Linked DNA regions of Mus musculus: all the other regions are linked to region 1. A link is a loop called in an ENCODE intact Hi-C map of the cell type or tissue named here. Cell type or tissue: left cerebral cortex. All regions are shown on one strand.

Evidence for each region. Hi-C counts contacts between places; a loop is a spot of excess contacts. Peaks named below come from ENCODE experiments on the same cell type or tissue, not always from the same donor. Only the 100,000 strongest peaks of a DNase experiment are listed, where the experiment ranks them.
Region 2: it touches region 1 in a loop (6-fold over the local background); 4 of 42 quality-filtered maps call a loop at or near these places.
Region 3: it touches region 1 in a loop (4-fold over the local background); 3 of 42 quality-filtered maps call a loop at or near these places.

Annotation. Positions count from the first base shown.
Region 1 is chr4:39,696,507-39,699,006 of GRCm38, reverse strand. No RefSeq gene overlaps it. Among named protein-coding and RNA genes, the nearest start is that of Gm42272, 14 kb to the left of the region's middle. In left cerebral cortex, a CTCF peak has its summit at 1,198 (motif pointing right); DNase peaks (open chromatin) are centred at 1,260 and 1,597.
Region 2 is chr4:40,013,700-40,016,199 of GRCm38, reverse strand. No RefSeq gene overlaps it. Among named protein-coding and RNA genes, the nearest start is that of Gm26087, 33 kb to the right of the region's middle. In left cerebral cortex, a CTCF peak has its summit at 1,423 (motif pointing right); DNase peaks (open chromatin) are centred at 536, 1,399, 1,783 and 2,031; H3K4me3 peaks cover 465 bases; H3K27ac peaks cover 876 bases.
Region 3 is chr4:40,099,494-40,101,993 of GRCm38, reverse strand. No RefSeq gene overlaps it. Among named protein-coding and RNA genes, the nearest start is that of Aco1, 43 kb to the left of the region's middle. In left cerebral cortex, no CTCF peak of the experiment used is centred here; a DNase peak (open chromatin) is centred at 946.

The DNA.
Region 1 (2,500 bases):
AACAGAAGCTTTAAAACTCGAGTTTGAAAACCCTTCCACAAAGTCATCATAGTACTAAACATATTAATTTATTCTCTCTTATAAGGAACTCCTACTGCTAAATTGTAGATACCAGTTGTTGAAGACACTGTAAGATTTAACCTTGTTTTTAAATACAGTAAGAAATTAACTCATTTTTTATGACCCACAAGTCATTCAGAACTGTATTAAAAACAGAACAAAACCTTTAGGTAAATACATATTTTCAGTCAAAAATATTAATAAAACTAAGACCCTCCTTAATGAAATTACCTAATTCTCCAGTATGGACGCTAAGTGCCATTGATATGCAGATGTACCAGGAAGCCATAATGCTGGTAGTAGATCAGGCCTTAGATATGTTCTGCATTTATGGTCTTTACATCTGACTGATGATCTAAAGAGATGCTTCTCAGACCTTAGTGTGTATTCTAATCCCCTCGGGGGTCTTGTTGAAATGAAGGTTCTCTAGATCTTGGATGATTGAAATCTTCTCCTAGGCTGTTGGGTGATGTGTCATAGTGACAAACGCCCAGAGCCTCATGTCAAACTACAGATAGATGCTGAAGGGTCATTTCCAGAGAGTCCACCTTAGTTTAGTAGAACTTAAAACCCCTACCCCCAGAGGTGAGGAAACTGATGCTTGAAGCAGGCAAGTCGGGTAATGGAAAGTATCGCCATTAGTGGTCAAGTCCGAAGTAGGATAAAGGTCACCAAGTCTCAGTTCATCGTTCTTTCTCCTGTGTTGTAATCCCTGTCCTAAATGGGAGAATCTTCTGTGCTTTATAGTCAAGGATGTCCCTTGGGCAGTAGTGAGGGTTCTATGGTAGGAAGGACTTCATGAGGGAATATCACGGCTTGTGGTTTCCATCCTGTAGTTTGCAATAACTTTATCTTAGATGAGGGAAAAAGTTTGTAGTCCGAGTTCAGGCATTATCTTGCCTCCTGAAGCTCCCCTGTCTCCCAGGTAACGATCAGCTACCTGCCATATACTGGTGGTATTTTCTTCAGGCCCCTGTGTACTTGCTGTAGGCTGTATTAGTTAGAGGGCCCTTTTTATAGTACCTTTTGATGGATTAATTCTGAAAAGGGAACCCAGACACTAGATCTAGGAATTCCCTTCAAGGCTCTGAATTTCTTCCGGTTTTGTGGAAAAACTGCAGAAGCCTTCAAAGTTTCCAGCTTTTCCACATGGTGGCGCTGTTGGCTTCTATTTCCAGTTCGCTCCTGTTGGGTTGATGCTGACCATGAGCCAGCTGGCCTCGTTATGATGGCTGGTTGCCCAAAAATGGAAGTGCTGCTCTTTCTGTTAGGAATATCTTGACAAGGTACTGCTTTGTGGAAGGAACTGCAACCTTTTCCCTGCTACCAAAGGACGAGGAACATCCTTGAACTTCAATAACAGGTTTTTTTTTTCTATCCCCCCCCCCCTCTTATTTGTGTGCCATAATGAATGAGATTGCACGGGGGCATCTTTCTATAGGGATACCTAACCACCTGTGCCTTGAAGTAAAGAAGGGTGGTTCAAGTCAAGCTTACGTGCTAGTCATTAAGACCACATGCACAGAGAGCTTTTTGAGCAGAAGAAACCAGGACGTGACTACCAGGCCGCCTAGCAGGATGCATCCTCAGATGGAGATGTTATCTTAGTCCCCTCAACCAGAATGGTGTCTGTCTGGTAGTCTATAGAATAATTAATTTTTAGTTTCTTTCTAAATGCAATCTGGTGACTTCCAGCCCCAGCAGGAACTGGCCTGATCACTATGAGGGAACAACAATGACAAGAGGAAACTACTGGAGTTTTAATACTCACTAGACATGGTACATAGTGTGTTTGATAGTAGGGGGAGAGGGCTTCTCTTGGAATAAATCAGTAAAGTAGTAAAGATCTGTATCCAAAGTGATTTGTAGTAATCACAGAGTATCAAGACTGAGAACGTTTCTAAGGATGATGAAAGGCCCCTACACTGTAAATCCTTTGCAGCTTTTTTCTTCAATTGTCTTCATTAACTACCTAATAAACTCTCTGTGATTTATGTTCTCTGTGAAGTGTTTGTGTTGTGCAACTATTTCCTCTGAATTTAAACATTTCCTCTTAGAGGAAGTCTCTCTTCATCTCATTCAGTAAAGAAAGTTTAAAGCCCCTCCCTTGTATCCCCTCCCTCAACATTGACTAGTCTAGTAAGTCTCAGGAAGTAAACAAATCTGAGAAGTTTTAGGAAGTTCCTGAAACTTACAAGAGTCAGGATTTCCTTAAGATTATATGAGTGGTAACTATTGATGTGGAGAAGAGATTCTTTCAATGGTTGAACTCCTACAAGTCCTGTACATGTTTAGTTACTATCAAACATGCTCAGTTCCCCTGAGAATATATCTGTGGCAGAAATTCTTGTCTCAGAGAGGTAAGCTGGTACTTTATGAAATATATGCATTTCCTATGAATATAGTTTCTAGTCTCTGTCTCTGACTCTGTCTGTCTGTC
Region 2 (2,500 bases), 320 kb before region 1:
TCCTGTCCTGGTTTCTGTCCCCAGCACTCTACCGAGACTGCTGTCCCTGAGGTCCCATGGCCCTTTCATTGTCATATCTAATGACTTTGACATTTCCTAAGTCTATTTTACTGAACTTTGAAGTTGTATTTACTTTTTTGTAACTTTGGCCATCATGAAAATTTCCTCCCTTGACTCCAGACTATTTTGTTGGGTTGTTTGGCTGCTCAGTGAGTCTTCTCTGTTTTCAAAGGAGTTAAAATGACTTATTTAAATGAACTATAAGTATCACATGTTCACTGGAGCTATTTCTTGGGTTTTTTTTTTTTTTTGAAAGCTTTTTAGGTTGGCTTCCCAAATGAAAATTACCTTATTGTTACCTTTAAACAAGGTTTAGTAGGTCATATATTCTAATTTTATCCAGTTAATTTTGACATTGCACTAGCTTAGTAGAGAAAATATCTTCTTGGATCTGTTTATTTGCTCTTATTTGCACAGGAGCTGGGTGGCCATTAAATCTGTGCACTAGATCAGCTGAATCCAGAACATTTTACTCACAGGACAGAAATAACTTCAGAAATGTGTAAATGAGAGTTGAATTTGGGGACTAGAGGAGGTAGAGAATATGATTAAAAAGAATATGAGTGCTTCTAACGATTGTTTTTTCTTGGGTAGGATTTATTTTTTAAAGAAAACTTTTATTTGTTTTTTCCTATACTATCTAAAAAAGCAATACAAAGGCTTAGACATGCTAAGCTGCAGCTGGCATTTAAATATATATTTTTGGCATATGGTATAGTCAACCTTGTTTAAGTCAGCAATATAGTGTGGAGGCAGGGTGTTAAGGATAAATTTTTCATACATACAATTTAATGTTACATTTAGTAGAACAAGAAAAAAATTAATATGAACATTTTTTTCCTTGTCAATACTATATTACCAGATAGAAACAATCTTTTTAAAATCCCACTTAAGGTAAAATACATTTTTAAGTGCCTATGGCCACTTTATTTGTTCAAAAATTTCAACTACACATCCCCCCAAAGATAACTATTTAAATAGGTCGAAAGAGAGAGAATCCATGAGAGTCCATGAAAGCTTATGCAGGGTAAAAACAATTGTGTGTATATTTATTCTCTTTTCTTAGTCACAAGAAATTGTGTTTCCTTTCCCTGGCTCACATGAAATATGGCTGGCATATGCCCCGTAAACAGCCCAGCCTTCTGCAACCGAGAGGAGCCGGCAGCACGCATGACTAATGGCCGTTTAAAGCCTCCTGATGCACAGGGATCAAATTAAGTAAGGCTTTGTGTTGTCAAGATTTAGAATCTACTGATGCACCAACATTTATTCATCTGCCTTTTATTCAGCTCCGAAGGCTCACAGGTCAGCTGCATCTGATTGCTCTGGCTGCCTTCCAAAGTGGCAGCAGTGGGAGGAATGGGCTTCCTTACAATTCCACTAGGTGGCAGTCTTTGCTGTAAAAACAATCCACTTATTGGAAACCACTGTTTTCTCTCTGCATCTAGTTTCCTCACTCACTCTTCCTCCCTCGCTCCCTCTTTCTCTCTCATGATGTATAAATACATATGTGTATATATATATATATATATATATATATATATATATATATATATATGTATGTATGTATGTATGTATTCTCATTCCTATGATTCATCTTATTTATATTTTTCACGACTGGATTGATTATATATTAACATTCTTGCAGTCACAACCCTCTTTCCACCTCTGACAGGACGCAGCGCTACGGCAGCACAACAAATGCACATAAAACACATAAATGTGACCGATCCGCAGCATCAACTATCAAGACTTCATCCTAAAAGGAGAAGACATAAAGTAACCTGCTGGAATGTACATCTAACCCATCCCAGGATCCCTAGAGACTCTCTTCCGCCTTTTGCTTGGAAGACCCCTCTCAACCTTGCTCTTCCCACTGGCCACCAGGAGACGATTTCCTGGTGTTTGAAGCAGACGGCTCCGACGGAGATCTGAAAGTCCGCGTCTGTCCATTTTGCTTTCAACCTCTGAAGGAGTCTTCTATTTCTGACACTGCCTCAGGTCTCTCCACAGGCCACAGGGGGAAAGGGTCTGGCAGCTCCTCTGGACTGGTCACTGCGCAGCTGGAAGGACAGCGCTTAGACCAGCCAATGTGGCTTTACTAAGTCGTGATTCCAGCTCCTGGTGGGAAAGAGTCAGCTGAGCCCAATACTTTGATGCAGTCAATCTCTTTTTCTTTTATTGAAAATAGATGCTTTTCTCACATAATATATCCCAATTATAATATCCAATCCCTCTACTCCTCCCAGTTCCTTCCCATCCCCACTTCTACTTGGATCCACCCCTTTTCTGTCTCTCATTAGAAAAGCACAGACTTCTAAAAGATAATAATAATAAAATATGACAAAATAAAACATAATAAGGTAAAACAAAACCGAATGGGATTGAACATGGCAAACAAATAGAAGGAAGAGAACCGAAGAGATGGCACAGAGATGGG
Region 3 (2,500 bases), 400 kb before region 1:
GCTTTCTTCCCTGGCATCATTTTCTCTGCCTGGAAGTTCTGCCCCCTACTTCCTGACCAGCTATTGTCTATCGCTTCTTTATTATAACCGATCAGCAGTAAGATCACCTTTGATTCATTCTAGACTGCCTTTAGGCAAGTGGAGGAGGAAGAATATTTACAAAATAGAAAAACTAATGATGGGCCATAGAAATAACAATACCAGAATCCTGTCAGCATTCATTCTCTGTGGCACAGAATCAACAACTGAAAATACAGAGACACACCTTCACACAATTCGAAGAAAAGGTTACCTCAGAAACTAGGCATGCTATTTAGTCACAGGAAAAATTACTATGTCAGTTCACTTATTCACAGAATCCTCCCTGTTAAAGCTGAGTGTGTGGATGTCAGAATGTCTACTGCACTGTTGATTTGTAGTCATATTAAAACCCAGTGGATGCTTAATCAAGCAGAGCAACCTGCATCCATCCATCCATCCGTCCAACAAATAATGACAACTAAGAAATAAAAATGTACTCTATGGAATTAGCTTGCTTTCTGCTTACTGCTGTTGGACCAGATCAAAAGTAGTCCTCTCAAAGCAAGGGGAGGGGCTGGCCCGCCTCCTCCTAATTTGTCAGGTTTAATTCACTTCTGGGATAAGGTGTGTGTCTTCAGAAAGTCTCATTTAAAATATGGCCAAATTCTTCAATGAAAGCAAACTAATTCTTTAGATAATGAACTTCCTTGGGAGCAGGGTGAGCATGAGGTCAGTTCTCAGCGGACCCCAAGGATATTTGGCAGTACATTGTGATAGGAGGACTGTTCCAGGGAGCATTGGAGCTCTGTGATGGAGTGGGAAGGGTGAAGGCATTAGTCTCCATGGCTGTATGGAAGACTAACCCTGCTATAGCACTTGATTTCTAGGCTCCACAGAGGGGCAGAATGGTTCCAGTTTATATAGTTGAGCAAAAAATTATCCCAAAATTCATTGGCTTAAAATAGTGACAAGACTTATTTTGCATATGGATCGACAGGTTAAGTAGGGCATGAGGAGCCCTGTATTCACTCATGCAAATACTGACTTACTGCCATTATAGATTAGTTTGCACTTTCTCGAATCCAATATAAAGGGAATCCTATAGTCATTACTGCTTATGCCTGGATCTTTTCATATAATACAATTATCTTCATATTGCTGTGTGTATTGAATGTCCATCCTTTTTACTGCTGAATAGCTTACCATTACATTGATAGATCCTACTTTTTTTTTTTAATCTTTTTGCCCCTTGATAGGCCTTGGGTTATTATAAATAAGGTGCTATGAAAAATGCTATAAAAGTATTTGTGTATGTTTTTATTTTTGGAGAGGGATATCAGGCTGCATGATAGGCTCATGCTTACCTGTTAAGAAAATTCTCAAACTGTTTTCTAGACTAGTTTGCATCTTTTAGAGTTATATATGAATGGTGTCATCAAGTATATATTATCTGTTGTTTCTATTTTTACTCAGATGTTTTTTCTCAGCCTGTCTGGCAGATAGAGAACTTGGGATGTTGGCATCATGTCTCAGTCCAAGTCCAAAAGATCTCAGAATTAGGTATGTGCGTGTGCATGTGCGTGCGTGTGTGTGTGTGTGTGTGTGTGTGTGTGTGTGTGTGTGTGATGTAACTCTGAGTTACATCAAGTTACTTCAAGTCTGAGGCAAAGGCTTTAGGACCCAGAGAGCTTTTCACCCAAGTTTCCAGTCAAAAGGCTAAAGAGCCTGGGGTTTCAATGTTTAATAGTAGAAGAATAAAAGTATCTTGATCTAGGAAGCCAAGAGAGAAAGGTGGTCTGTGGCAGTAGGGATGGAGAGAGAGTGTTCTATACCTTCCAGAGAATGCTGCACTTTCAGTTTTGAATTAGTGAGTTTATTAAGCATATTTGCAAGCAGATGTAAAAGGACAAATAGTAATAACAGAAGCAGCAGACAGACAGTTAAACATCATCAACTAGGGTGCTCACAGCATCTAGCAGAGACAACTATAATATCCCAACAGGGAGAGCTAACAAAAGGTAACGTCAGCCACCGGTCTGATAGAAACTCTTCAGCAGAAATTGACTGGGGACGTCCCACTGAAGCAGCCAGCTGGAGTTTCTGATTAAGACTCTCAGGTGCAGCAGCTTTCCCTCTGGTGAGGTTCCCAGGGAAAAGAACAGCTACAAGCAAAAGAGGTAACATCATCAAATTGGGAATGTACAGTCATCCAGCAGAAATGCCTGGGGAAGCCTTGAAACCCTCATGCTGAAGTTTCTGCTGGCAGAACAGAGCATTCTCATTACAGATGAGCTCTGCCTTCTCTTTCCCACCCTATAAGTTTTTATATTAAGGAAAAAACAATAGTAACCTTGATTGGAAATAGTTCATCTTTTAGCTATTCTGAAGGATACAATGTTTTTTTTTTTTTTTTGTTTGTTTTTTTTTTTTACTCTTGGGCTGTGCCTTAGTTTGCTTTCTTTTGTTTTGATAACCACCA